Regions from separate parts of the Homo sapiens genome. Here region 1 is linked to region 2. A link is a contact called in ENCODE Hi-C or POLR2A ChIA-PET data. All regions are on one chromosome and are shown on one strand. The core of a region is the stretch at or near the end of the contact, and the rest is flanking DNA. Distances in the headings are between cores, read along the strand shown. Region 1 overlaps NFIB (nuclear factor I B). Region 2 overlaps LOC105375977 (a long non-coding RNA gene).

Region 1 (6,711 bases), core at 309-2,808, 750 kb after region 2:
TGCAGCGCTTTAGCAAATTTTGGAAATAACTTGGGGAAAAAAAAGGTAAATTACACAGTTAATCTGGTCCTCACTCTACGAATGCTACAAAACAATGACGAAAAGGTTCACGGCTAGACCATTCTCACCAAGAAAGACAGCATATCTCGAGGTACAAAAGGCACAAAAGAAAATTAAACTGAGCTTAGGAAGAAAGTGCTATGGACAATTTTACATGAAAAGCCAAAAGGGAATGTTGGGGCTACGTTGAACTTTCCTGGAGTCTACAGACAGAATACACGTTGCCCCCTATATTCATTACCAACAGCCATAAGAATTAGTAGGTGGCTCAGGTTTAGGCACTTTAAGAATTCCATATTCCTCAAATGGAATTTTTTCAAAGTAAATAATAAAAGCTTTGCTTTATGAAGTATTAGAGAAATGGGGTTTCCCTTCCATAACAGAAATCACTAGGCCCATCACACTGCACGTCTCCAAGGAGCATGATTCACAGTGTGGGCTACGGGGAGGGAGCCTTCTAAAGTCGTTTCGGATGTTCACTATGGCATTCTACGTGTCATTAAAAAAGCCTTATAAATCATCCTAAAATTTAGAGTTTAAACCTGGAACAATTACTTGGATAAAGTTTCTTATGTTAACAGGTTTTTAAAAGTTCAATTTTCAGAAAAGTGTTTGTTGTCAGTGGAGATCTGCATATAATCTAGATTCCAATTAAACACAGAGCTCCAAAAAGACCAATTAAAGGAGAAGTAGAACAGCTTGCCGTATCATGACAATAAATGCTACTTGCCTTATTGTCATTTCACAATCAGTGACATTCAGTCCACAAATTCTAGTGAGCATCAGATTCACCTGAGATGCTTGTTAGAAATTCAGATTCCTCGACCTCACCCGCAATGACTGGGACTCGTACAGCAATGCTGGGGCCAAGAAAGCGCTCTCAACAAGCACCCCAGGTAACTCCCGCACATTGTTCTCAGCCAGTGTACAAGGGACTTGGCTGCTGATGCTTGCTCACAGACACCAAACTGGAAAGCAAAAGGCAGTATGTGACTATAGAGTCCTGAAAACACAAACAAACAAAAATGCAGTCCTTAAGCCAAAACCAATCTCCACTTTTCTCCCTCTCCCTGCCATGTGATGCACCAGCTTTGGCCAAAAATCACATGTGTACAGTGAATCCTAAAAAGCAACTAAATCCAAATCCACACTGAACCATTCTGAACTCTATCACACTTCACAGAGCTTTAAATAGAATTCTACTCAAAACATCACACCCTGACTGGCCAAGGGATTCTTTGGGTTCTGTTGCTTTATCCAAGTGATCCAAAGTGACCCAGGTTCCATTCTGCAAGTTCGCTTCTACAGCTTTTTCCAAGTCGAACACAGAAGGATTAAAAAGAAAACACAAATATTGGCATAGGTGACTTGAGGTTACTTGACCTTTCTGAAGGAAGATTTTTTGGCAATTGTGTTCTGGCAGCTCCCTGGAAGGCAAGGCCAGGACACAAAGAGGAAGACAGGAAGCCGGGAGCTGGCCATGTGTCCTTGGCAGGCAGTAGTGCGGCAGGGTGAACCACCTCATCCCTGCCAAACCAGAAACAGTGGGGAAAGCCCAGCTAATTGGCAACTCACAGCCGGCTACAGTGTACATCCTCGGCTTTAGATGCCTGATAAAGTTAAATGGCCTGCCAGACCCTAATCTACTTAAACAGGATCCTCCTTTACTTTCAAAAACTTAACTCACCCATTTGTGTTTCCTTAAGGAAGTGGTAAGGCAGCATCTTAGAATGTTAAGAGCTGGAAAAATTAAAAACAAAACAGCAAAAAAAGTAAAGATGTGTTGGAGTCTCATTATGCTTATAGCCGTTTTACTTTGTGAAAGGGCCATGTATGTTTGTGCTTTTGGTTTTAGCTAATAAGACTTCCACTTGGTCATTTATTTTTATTTAAAAGAAATTCTCAAGTCAACATTGCAGACTGATTATGACTTCAGTTCATTGGAGGATCCAGGATCCATTTTTTTTTTAATTTCACAAAACTCCTGAAGATATCCAAGGAGACTGCAGAGTTGCACCCAGTTTCCACTCAGCTATTGTTTTTACTTACACATTAGTTGGCTCAATCATATTTGCTAAGGTATTTCTGTATGTACTAGCATAAAATCACCACTTTCTGAGTCTTTTACAGCTAAAATAGGGAATCACGCAGGGAGAACAGGAGCAGAAGGGATTGTCCAAATAAACTGTTCCTTACTGCTGCTGCTAACAGAGTGAATCCAGGGACCTGGAGCCTGGAGCATAATTTTGCCCCTAGGTCTGAAGGCCTGGTAAGAGCAATTTAAAGGGGTGTGCTCAGTAGTTGGGCATATTTCCTTCTATTTTCTGTGAAACTGTTCATGCCTTCTTCAAAACTCAAAGCAAAATTTCAAATTAGCTTCTCCTCCTTAAAATATAGTAGTCAATGGTGAAATTTGATGAAGAAAATGCAAATTTCCTCTCAGAACTGGTAGAAGAGAAAGATTACAATAAACATAATCCACTGTTTTCATCAGAAGTTTCTTAAAGTCTACAGAATATTCATCCTTTAAGCAACCCAGGACCCCAGAATCTGTTTCAGTGAAGTTAGACCAAGGAATAAAACACAATACCAAAACTCACATACTCTCTGATCACGATGTGAGATAAGAAAATAATAATCCTCATGCCCAACACTAGCTCTCAGGATCGGTAAGTCTAAGTATGTGTTTCAGCTCCAAAATTACTATTTTTTTTAAAACACGACTTGACTTTCCCAGACTCTACTTAGTTGACTTTTCACACTAAGTATCCCTAGCTTTTGGAAATTCTCCTTCCCTTTTCCTTTAGGGCACCACTCCTTTCTTAGGTCCAATCCTCTATTTCTGAGGGCTGCTTTCCTGTCTTGATGGCTATCTCCTTCTCTTCTGTTGGTCCCTTATATGTTGGTGATCCCAAAGACGATCCATCCAACTTGGCCATCTTCTTGTCTTTGTACATTCCCCCTCAGCAAACTCAGCTAGGTCCATGTTTACAAATACTACCCGTTTTTTGAGAACTCTGTATCTCCATATCTAGCCCTAACCTCTTCTTTAACTGCAAAACTCCTCCTGATGTTGCTAGTGCACAACCTTTGTACACTCTTGCCTCCCCGCAACCAATCCATATCTCAATTAATGGCATTCACAGCCATTCAGTTTCCCAAGCTGAAAATGCTCATTCCAGAAACCCCAACTCCCCAAAGCTTCACATTCAGTTGTCAGCCCAGACTCTATCTTCCTTTCAAGCCTATTTCCCCATCTCCATCCCAACTGGTGCTAAGTCCCTTATTGAGCTTCACATTTTTACCTCACAATAGCCTCAGCCTCCTCAGGCCATTATGATTCACTCTTCACACTATAACCAGACTCCATCCTCTGCATAGCCACCAGGAATCACAACACTTCACTCCTTAAAACACCTTGGTGGCTTCCAATTGCTAGCTAGGATAATCTACAACCTCCTTAGTACAGCATTCAAGGTGCTCCATAACCTGGCCCCAGCCTAGCCTCACTCTCACAGAAACCATCACCCTTTACCCTCCCCCTCACACCCACACCCAACTTCCTAATATTCTTCTTAACAGTCCTAGAATATGCCGTGCAACTGCAGGTCTGTGCCCTTGCTCATAAGGTTTCTATGCCTGGAATATCCCTTATTTGATGCAAGACAAACGCCTAATTCATCTTTAAAAGCTCTTGAATTTCGTCTGTTACAACCTTCCTGAACCTTATTGCCCCATCTAATGAGACCACCCTCTGGGGCCCACATGGTCTTGCTCACACTTTAGTGCAGGGCCCGACCAGTGCATTATAGTTGGTTGTTTATACATTACTTCTCTCCAAGATTGTGACCTCCTGTATCCCAACTTACCCTGAATAATTTTGGGAATCTATTTAAATGGCATACAAATTTATCTTGGATGTACTATCCATGAAGAAACTGAGACAAAGAGCATTAATTCCCAAAAGAAAGACAAAGTAACCTTAAAAAAAAAAAGTCATAATGAGCTATCAATTTATACAGGTAATTAACATTCAATATTCTGATTGTGACATATACAGATGATATTTATCCATTCGTTTATTTTTTTGAAAAGGACTGAACACCTACAGTGGTCCATGTATCATCCTTGGAACTCAGTCTACAACAGTCAATAAAAGATGATTTGTTCTTGTCTTCATGGAGCTTATGGTTTCATTTGCACAATGTTGACTTTCATTCACTTGCTAGCAGGTAAAATGTGCTCTCTATACAATTTACAAATAAGCAGAATCTGTAATCATTATATTTTGAAGATAAAATTGATACTTTTCACACACACACACACACACACACACACACACACACAAAGATTTAGCAGTGGGACAAACTTTTTCATTTAATTTTTGTTTATAGCAACTAAAACATGAGAGACTAAAAGCCACAGACTGCAAAAGCATTGTTTAGCTGTGATAAGCAGAATGTGTAAAGGTGGTATGATGGCACAACAGCTATTGCAGCATGAAATAATGAGACTATAAAATAATGAGACCACAGTTTTAAAATTCTCCGACTTCCATTATCTTTCAGAATAGATGAAAGGGGTCTACTGACTAGTTCGGGAGCTGAAGAGTCAAATACTATTTTAGGATGAAAATTACTTTGTGGTCACATCCCATTATAGAATATTGATGGAGCCACACTACATGAAAGTCTCAAAAGGAGTACTGAGAGAAAACATCGTTAAGAATTGGTTTTCTGCTACTCAAACCCATCCTCAAGAAAAAACAAAAGCTAATTTAAAAAAATCATCACCAAAGCAAAGTTTCTAAATGGAATGACATAAAAATATCGGTTCTACGTTTCTTGTCTTTTAGAAAAACGACCCATATGTGTAGTATTTTATATGGTTTTCTCTAACGTATCTGAGAAATGGGTAAGCAAATCTATGCAAAGAGATATCATGGATTGTGATGTCATATTTCTTATGAAAAAAATCACCTTCACAATGTCAATTAATACCAAATTTAGCTTTACAACTCCATGAACTCTACCATTTTTTAGGTTAGCTGAAAACGATCTATTGACTAGCTTTGTGAGCTGAACAGTTGAATGCTACTTACATAGAAAATTATTTCTTTCACTCCATAAGAATAATTATCATGGCGATCACACAATTATTACAATTACATCTGTAAGAACTGTTACTGGGAATTTATCTCTGAAACAGTCTCATGCCTTGCAGGGGACATTTATCTTTTTGAATGATCATCAACACGAGTGTCTTTTTGTAGCTATATAAGTGATTTTTACCTCCTTCTATTAATATCCTCTTGCATGCTTTAGAAGCCAAAGGAGACAGCCCCCACATTTTTTTTTTCCTAAAGCAATTGTTTCAGTTAAGCCAGGCCCATGGCATCTTTTGAGACAGAAAGCTACCCTTTCCATTCACGGCAACATAACATTCACAATGTGCTTTCCTAAATGGATGGAAAACCCCTCAAAAAAGCCCCTCAAATCTGTGTTTCATAAACTGTACTCTTAGCAATAAAGTTTATTACAGACCTAAAGTATCTGCATAAACCCGGTTAATTGAAAAGTGGGTGGAGAAGGCTGCCAAATTAAATGTTTACATTAGCACAGCTGTATTGTAAAAACATTCTGCCCCCTGTGCTTTGTAATTATAAGATATTTCTGGACTGTGTATCTCTACAAAGTTTATCTCCACTGCCAAGAGTGTCTTGGCACGGAGCGACTGCAGTTTTTGGCAGCCAGGAGCTCTCCGCGCGGGCAGGATCTAAAATGGCTGCCAAGCGGCCTCCTGAAATGTCGCCGGCCTGGGCCCGCCTCACCAAGGGCAAAGGCCAACCCTGCTACCAAGGCAGGGTCTAAAGTCTGTCTCACAGGAAGTCAAAATGTGTATTTCCCTCATAAATAAGACTTGGTACCACAACTTTTGTGTTGCAGTAGTTAAAGCTGCTTGAAAAACTAACTACAAAGGAATATTGGAATACTACCAGATAGAAAATGGTGACAAGGGGTCTTTTACGAAATTCTGCTGACCTCAACATTTCAATCACACATAATGCCCGCAATATTTTCTGCTGATTAAAGAAACTCATTTAATTTGTGGGGAAAAAAAAATGTTAAAAAAAACCTCAACAAATTCTGACCATATTAAAACATACTACAGAGAAGCATAAGCAAAGCCAACACTTTCCCATTTGCAATGGCATGATTTTGACATAAACTTATAATCTCTATCAAAGCATACGTGTATGAAAAATGAAAACCAAAAAATTAATTTGTTTTCTTCTCATCCTTTAACAGGCTATGTTTGTCTTACAACATTAAAATAACATTAACAAAAGAAAACCTTTTCATACCTTTCTATGGCACAGGCCTCAAAATTTGAGGAATGATCTCTCTTTTCCCGCCGTCCACTGCCCAAGATGTGGAAAGGAAAGAAGGCCAAGGGGAAGAAGGTGGCTCCGGCCCCTGCTGTCTTGAAGAAGCAGGAGGCCAAGAAAGTGGTCAACCCCCTGTTTGAGAAAAGGCCTAAGAATTTTGGCATTAGACAGGACATCCAGCCCAAAAGAGACCTCGCCCGCTTTGTGAAATGGCCCCGCTATAGCAGGTTGCAGCGGCAGAGAGTCATCCTCTATAAGCGACT
Region 2 (6,073 bases), core at 1,706-4,205:
CAGTAATAAAAACATCAAACTTCATAAATGATAGGATTTGCACATGAGAACTAAAAATTCTGAGTAACAACCAACATCTACCATCCACAAATTAGCAAGATAATATTTATGCTCCATATCCCAATACAAAATATTTTATATGTGGAAATTTGGTTTTCCTTCCCCAGAGAGTATCCAGAGGTTATTATTTCTTTATTATTGTTGTAATTGTAATATTTTTACTCCCATTCCAAATACAAAACTCTCATTCAGCTCATCGTAATATAAAAAATGTCTGTGCAAAAATCCCATCTAAAGAGTTCTTTAGAAATTTGAATAAGATGCGTACTCTAATTTTGCTATAGAATTGGTTTTTTAAAAAATGAAATACTGAGCATGATCAAAAATAATTATTTTCTTTGCAGGAGTAGTAATGCTAAAAACTTGCTGTATTCTTGCAGATCTCAAAGTTTGACTCTATTCTTTATTTGGAATTTACCCTATAGCAAACTAAAAAATAACAATAGGGAACACACACACACGGCACATATAGACAAAGAGACAACTTGCATTGAGGATCCAGTCATCCATCCCCGGAAGAGATGTGTAATCTATGTGTAACAATACTTAAATCAGCACGACATTTACAACACATATTAAGTGGTTTGTTATTTATTTCGAGACTTTAATTGGCACAATATATTAACAGCATTGTTGTAAGGTTTCCACTGAAGGCTTTATTTATTTTTTCCTAAAAAGAGAAAGAACAGGGAGAAAAGCAATCAACCAGTATTACACTGTTACCCCTGTTTTGTTATTCCTTTAGCCTGAATGAACTGTTAAAGTTGAAGGAAAAAAAAAACTAGCTTCAGAAACCATATTTTAGATTCAATCCAATTTTATTAAACCCAGAGCAGTGTTTTTTCTGCCATTCTAATAGAACCTATTATGAGATTTTTTTTTTCCCAGGGACAAAAACAACACCAACTTTCCCTCCCTAAGAGCTTCTTATTGTTCATTTTCGTTGCTATTTGGAGAAAAAGCTCATTAAAATATTATGAAGCGCATAGCATAATTACGTGCCAGCCTTTGCCAATGAGGAACATCTGTAGCACAGTGTATGTATATTTATATTACAGTAAACTTGAGTGCAGACTCTCTCTTTCACCCCCTTCTTTACTTTGCCTCTGTTCTGCAATTCTTTGTCCTGACTACAGAACCCGGCAAATGTGTGAAGCGCACAGGCTACAGTGAGCGCATTGTCAGCCTCTCGGGGCTCCAGCGCCAAATGTTATTATTCTATCATTAGCCTGTAGCTCACGCCAGGGTAAACTGTGCTCTGCTAAATGCCTCCAAACCTTTTTTGCTCTTTTTATTTCCCCAGTTATTTTTAAAATGTATCTTTTCCTTCGTTCGCTCTCTGGCACAGAAAGCTTTGCAAAGTGCATCCAACACACACCCAGTTCCCAAATTCGTGCTTCTCTTCCTTCTTTACATTATTCCACTTGCTTTAAAACCAAAGAACCTTGGGCATAATAAAAACATTGAGAGCTTGCCTATACCACAAATATTTGTGGAAAGCACATGGTGCCATTTTGCCAGACTACTCTTATTTGTTAAACTGAGTTAAGTGTAACGTGATTCCAAAAACTGCCTTTAGAATGAAAGAAAAGGCTTCTAAAGCCAGGGAGATAATTACCGCAATCTGGGTTACAGAAAATGCAAAACAAAGGAGCACAATCCCACTTTGTGTGTGTGTTGTGTGTGCGTCTTTTTGTTTCGTTTTGTTTTGTTTTTTTTCTTTGTTGATGTACCCAAACATGTAAATATTCCATGGCGTGTGTTGTACGAAGATGGAAATCAACCCGAATCTTTCACAGACATAACAAAACATACTCTGTAGTGGACAGTGGCATGTTTGTGGTGGGAATATCTTTTTAGGAGGGAGGGCTTTCTGTCTGTCTTTTTCTCTCCCCATCTAGCACACACACACCCAGGAGTTGCAGTTGTCACTAGTTGCCAAGACTCTGACACCCAACTACCCTTCACTTGAAACTGTCAATCCATTTTTGCACACATAAATAAACGTCGAGTTGCAAAGAATTAGGGTTCTAAAATATTTCATATGAATCCATAAACATGCTAAAGAATCTTCTAATTCCCCTCCCCCATGTTTTTTTTATGGCGATTATTATGCTATCAGTCTCCCTATTGTTGGGAAGGTTGTCCTCTGGGATAGTTTTGTAGACCGGACGGTTCTCAGTTTTCCTTTCTTTGTCTGCCAATTGTTTCTAGATTGAAACCACTTTCTGAGAGAGACAATTATTACCATACGTGTATGTGTATGTAAATATTAATAATCATTGCATGTATGTATATTTATGCATACAAAAATAAACACTATCCCCACACATATTTCTCATTTTTTAAGTACTAGTTCTTGCTTCCATAAAACGATTTGTGTTCCCCAGTTTCTACTTCATAAAATGTACTTTATTAAAGAGAAAGAAAGCAAATCTTGTACATTTCCTTGTTTGATGTTTAGAGTAAGTGAACCTTGCAGGTCTGAGCTAAGCTTTTTGGTATGTTTTAGCTGAGTCCAGATTATGGGCTATAGGTTTCGAAACTAACATCATCCAGTTTTCTCAAAAACCGTCGTGGCAGTTCTCTCTTTAAATTTCATCTGGACTGTCTCTAAAAGCCCTAGCTGACCCCATCATGTCCTTCTTTTATTACTAAACATGCTTCTTTCCACATGCACAATGACATGGTATTTTTCAGGGCAAAAGGCAAAAATATATTAGGGGTTTCTTTCCTTCCAGATGTAGACATCTTGTCACCCGAAGAGCAACCAGAGGACGTAGAAAATGGACCTGATCTCAGATGAGACAAAATAGAGCATGTCACTAAGGTGCATGTAAGGATAAATCCATGCAGCTCTAGAAGCAGGATTTGGCAATAGAACTGTCCCATTGAGCCAAAAAGCCAGCCAGGGCATGGAAGCTTGTTATTATGGCTTGCTCTGTGAGTAAGACCCGCAGGGAGGATGTGAAGGCTGCTTAGTGGGAAGCCTGTTTAGAATATGGGGAAGTAAAAAATGAAATGGGTCTTGAAGGATTCCGAGTCTAATCAGGCTGTGGATATTCCTAACCTTCTTAAAATCTAAAAATAAAAAAAAAAGATAAAATTGCAATTATTTTTAATCCCCAAAGAAGATCATAGATCCCATCTTGAAATTCTGTTACATAAAAGACAGGTAGTTCTAAACATAGACATTTTTAAACTACCCATCAGAAACTGGGTGAGAAGCAGTGCATTGGAGTGAAAGTACAGGCAAGTGCTCATGATTAGAAATTAGCACTAGGCAGTTCATGAGGGAGCTAAGGTGAACCACATTCACAATTTTGGTTAAGAAAGCCTAAAATGCTAACTATCACTATCTGAATGATGTTTAGCATTGTTGGCTCTTCTCTTCTGTGTCTTTCATTTTTGTTTCTAAACATAATTGAATTCTTTTTCTCTTCACTTAATATTAGAATGAACTATGTGACATTTACAGTTTGGCATTTTTGACTTACAAAAATATAATTTATATAGTTCGGCCTAACAATTCTGATAATCTAATTTCTTGTGATTGTTAGAGTCAAGTATTACTTTTATTTTGTTTGTTTTGTTTCTTTTCCTCTGCTTCCACATTTAGTCATCCTTCATATTTTAATGCCTGTTGACATTTTGGAAAAGTGAGTATTTGGTTAAATGAAAAGAAACCATTTAAAACCTGTGTTTAATGTGCACTCTAAATTAGATCATTTTCCCTTCAATTCTATTCAGAGGGCCTCTGTATAGAGCTCAGTTTTCCAGATCATTTGGCTACTGCACATATTAGGGCCAGGATGTCATTTTGATGGCCTCAAGGCCTCTACTTCTCTTCAAGTTTTGAAAAAAGGGCAACTTGATTTTAAAAATAATCCATGTAAAATAATTAGGGTCAGAGAGACAAATGTGTTCATAAGCTCTATTCCAGAAAGTGATCCTTTCATAAACTCAGTTCTCCCGAGGGTGGGGAAGGGAGTTTCCATAAAGTATTGTCCATATGCTTCCTAACGTGTGGGAAAGGGAAAGAATGGCTCTTTCCTCCTCTGTTCTCTAGGAGGGGTCATGCATTCTGGAAAATAATGCAGAGTGGTACAGGCTGAAGCGGAGCGGAGAGGACACTGTTTCAAGATTCCTGCGCCAGCTCCTTCGTTGTTATAGAAGTTGGACTAAATAAAAGGGTAAGGACTATCTGAATGAGAATCTAAAATAGCCAATGCTATGAGAGTTTATTCTAGTGAGAGATTTTCAGCGTGTTCTCCAGATTTTAGGGGAAGAAGACATGAATGGAGAAATTAAAGACCAGATGTATTTTATCTCCTCTGTTGCAATTGGACAGCAGAAAAAGCGGAGCCCAACACACATCATCAGTTTAGGAATAGCAATCAAAAGGAGTTTTAAAAATTTTTATATAACATGGCACAAGTAATGTGTTCATAAAAATCCCAGTTCTATTTTACTTCCCTGGCATATAACAGCTTTAATTTATATTAGTTTAAAAAGTCATGTTGGCATAACTCCTGAATATGAGTTTTGCTTAAAAAAATTTCCATAGCATCACTAGGAACTAAAAATATTAATCTTCATATATCTCAAAATAATAATAACGCACCTTTATACTATTCTTTATAATTACTAAAACTAGAAAAAAATAATATTTATTTTGAAACCAATAGGTGGTGCTATAAATTTCCATATTTTAATTCAAAGCAATATGTTCATTTTACTTTCCATTCCTCAGCGGCATTAGAAATATTCCTAATTATCACAGTATGATTTTTTATGGCAAAAAAAATCCTGCAGTTAGCCACTGCGATCTGTCTCTTTTCCAACAGAAAACTGACTATAACTCAGAGTGAAAGATAAAGGGAATCTACACAATTTTTGACAGAAAAGTAAATTTATGGAAACAGATCCATATATCATTCTTTGTGGTCTCTGTTTTTTTCCCGTAGTTCTTCAACTAATAGGAATGCTATGGAAGAACATAATTTAAATGTTTAATTTAATATTTCATTGTATGAACTCTCCCTAGGGGCTAGATTTATATAAAAAGCCATAACCACAGTAGTGATAGATCACAATTCTGTATTATGGACTCCCAGAATCATGGATCACAGCTTAGAGAACCTTAGAGATCAGGCAGCTGCAGATGAGACAACTGACAAAATAAAAGCCGAAAGTGCTAGAAATAGGCACTTGATATTTGTCATCATGGGAACCAACATGTTTCTGGTATAAGAGCAGTTCTGAACATTGGAAGACACTGACAAATGAAAATCCAAATTCTATTGCATCTTTCAAGTGTAAATAGTATTTTCACACTGACATGTTTCCTTAATGTATATACCCTGAAGATATACATCTAAATCCTTTCCTTCTGTTAGAAAAGCTATGGAAATCTTTCACAACTTCTCTCTCTCTTTCTCTGTGTGTGTGTGTATGCATGTGAGTGCACACATGTTATAAAACTGGTATGTTGAAGAAACATAAGAAGTTCAATGAGATCTTGTAAAAATGCCAAAAAGGACTATGGCAGCTGCAACTAGCTGCAATATCAACCCTATCATTCCTCAAACATCTGGGTGATTTCCACCTCTCTTCTTCCAGATGTTTTGGTATCTTGTGGAGATAGCCTTAAACACTTGTCAGTATTGAATGAGCAGCCTCGTTTCTTATTGGGAGATGTGTTTGTAGAAGACATTATAATTTGCAAACGATTACACTGTGTGCAGCAGACAGTTTCCTCCTTCCCACCGGGAGACCTTTCTGTGCTGGCTAGTTATTTCCTGCTTCCCCAAGGCTTGCTTTTTTCTGCCCTTCAGGGATCAGCTGCCTCCTCCTGGCTTAGCTGGTAGAGATTGGACTGAACCAACTGTTAAATAGTCATTTTTATATTCAAAAAATATTTTGTAATATTGAAGATACAAAAAAGAGGAAAGCATGTCTTAAGAGTAGAAGTAAGAGTCCCTTAGGAGACATTAATAGAAATGTGGGAAAA

The links. A loop is a pair of places that touch in the nucleus more often than their neighbours do. ChIA-PET counts read pairs that join two places held with the same protein, here RNA polymerase II (POLR2A). Pooled maps may share reads with other maps.
Region 1: a map of posterior vena cava shows a loop between it and region 2 (2.6-fold over the local background). The contact joins two enhancer-like sites. A Hi-C loop is called at or near these places in 1 of 168 maps with a recorded cell type or tissue (posterior vena cava) and 1 of 50 pooled maps. POLR2A ChIA-PET finds 5 or more read pairs at or near these places in 2 of 52 experiments (HCT116 and activated CD4-positive, alpha-beta T cell).

The regions. Positions count from the first base shown.
Region 1 is chr9:14,197,758-14,204,468 of GRCh38, forward strand. The region is part of intron 2 of NFIB (nuclear factor I B); the gene reads right to left. It also overlaps the pseudogene RPL7AP47. Among named protein-coding and RNA genes, the nearest start is that of NFIB, 110 kb to the right of the region's middle. Within about 2 kb of position 1,559, at least 22 of the 41 ENCODE cell types and tissues checked have a DNase peak (open chromatin) inside an H3K27ac peak, as active enhancers do.
Region 2 is chr9:13,442,341-13,448,413 of GRCh38, forward strand. LOC105375977 (a long non-coding RNA gene) reads left to right here. Exons shown (of 4, transcript XR_929484.3): 3 at 4,130-4,253. Among named protein-coding and RNA genes, the nearest start is that of LINC01235, 14 kb to the left of the region's middle. Within about 2 kb of position 2,956, at least 2 of the 41 ENCODE cell types and tissues checked have a DNase peak (open chromatin) inside an H3K27ac peak, as active enhancers do.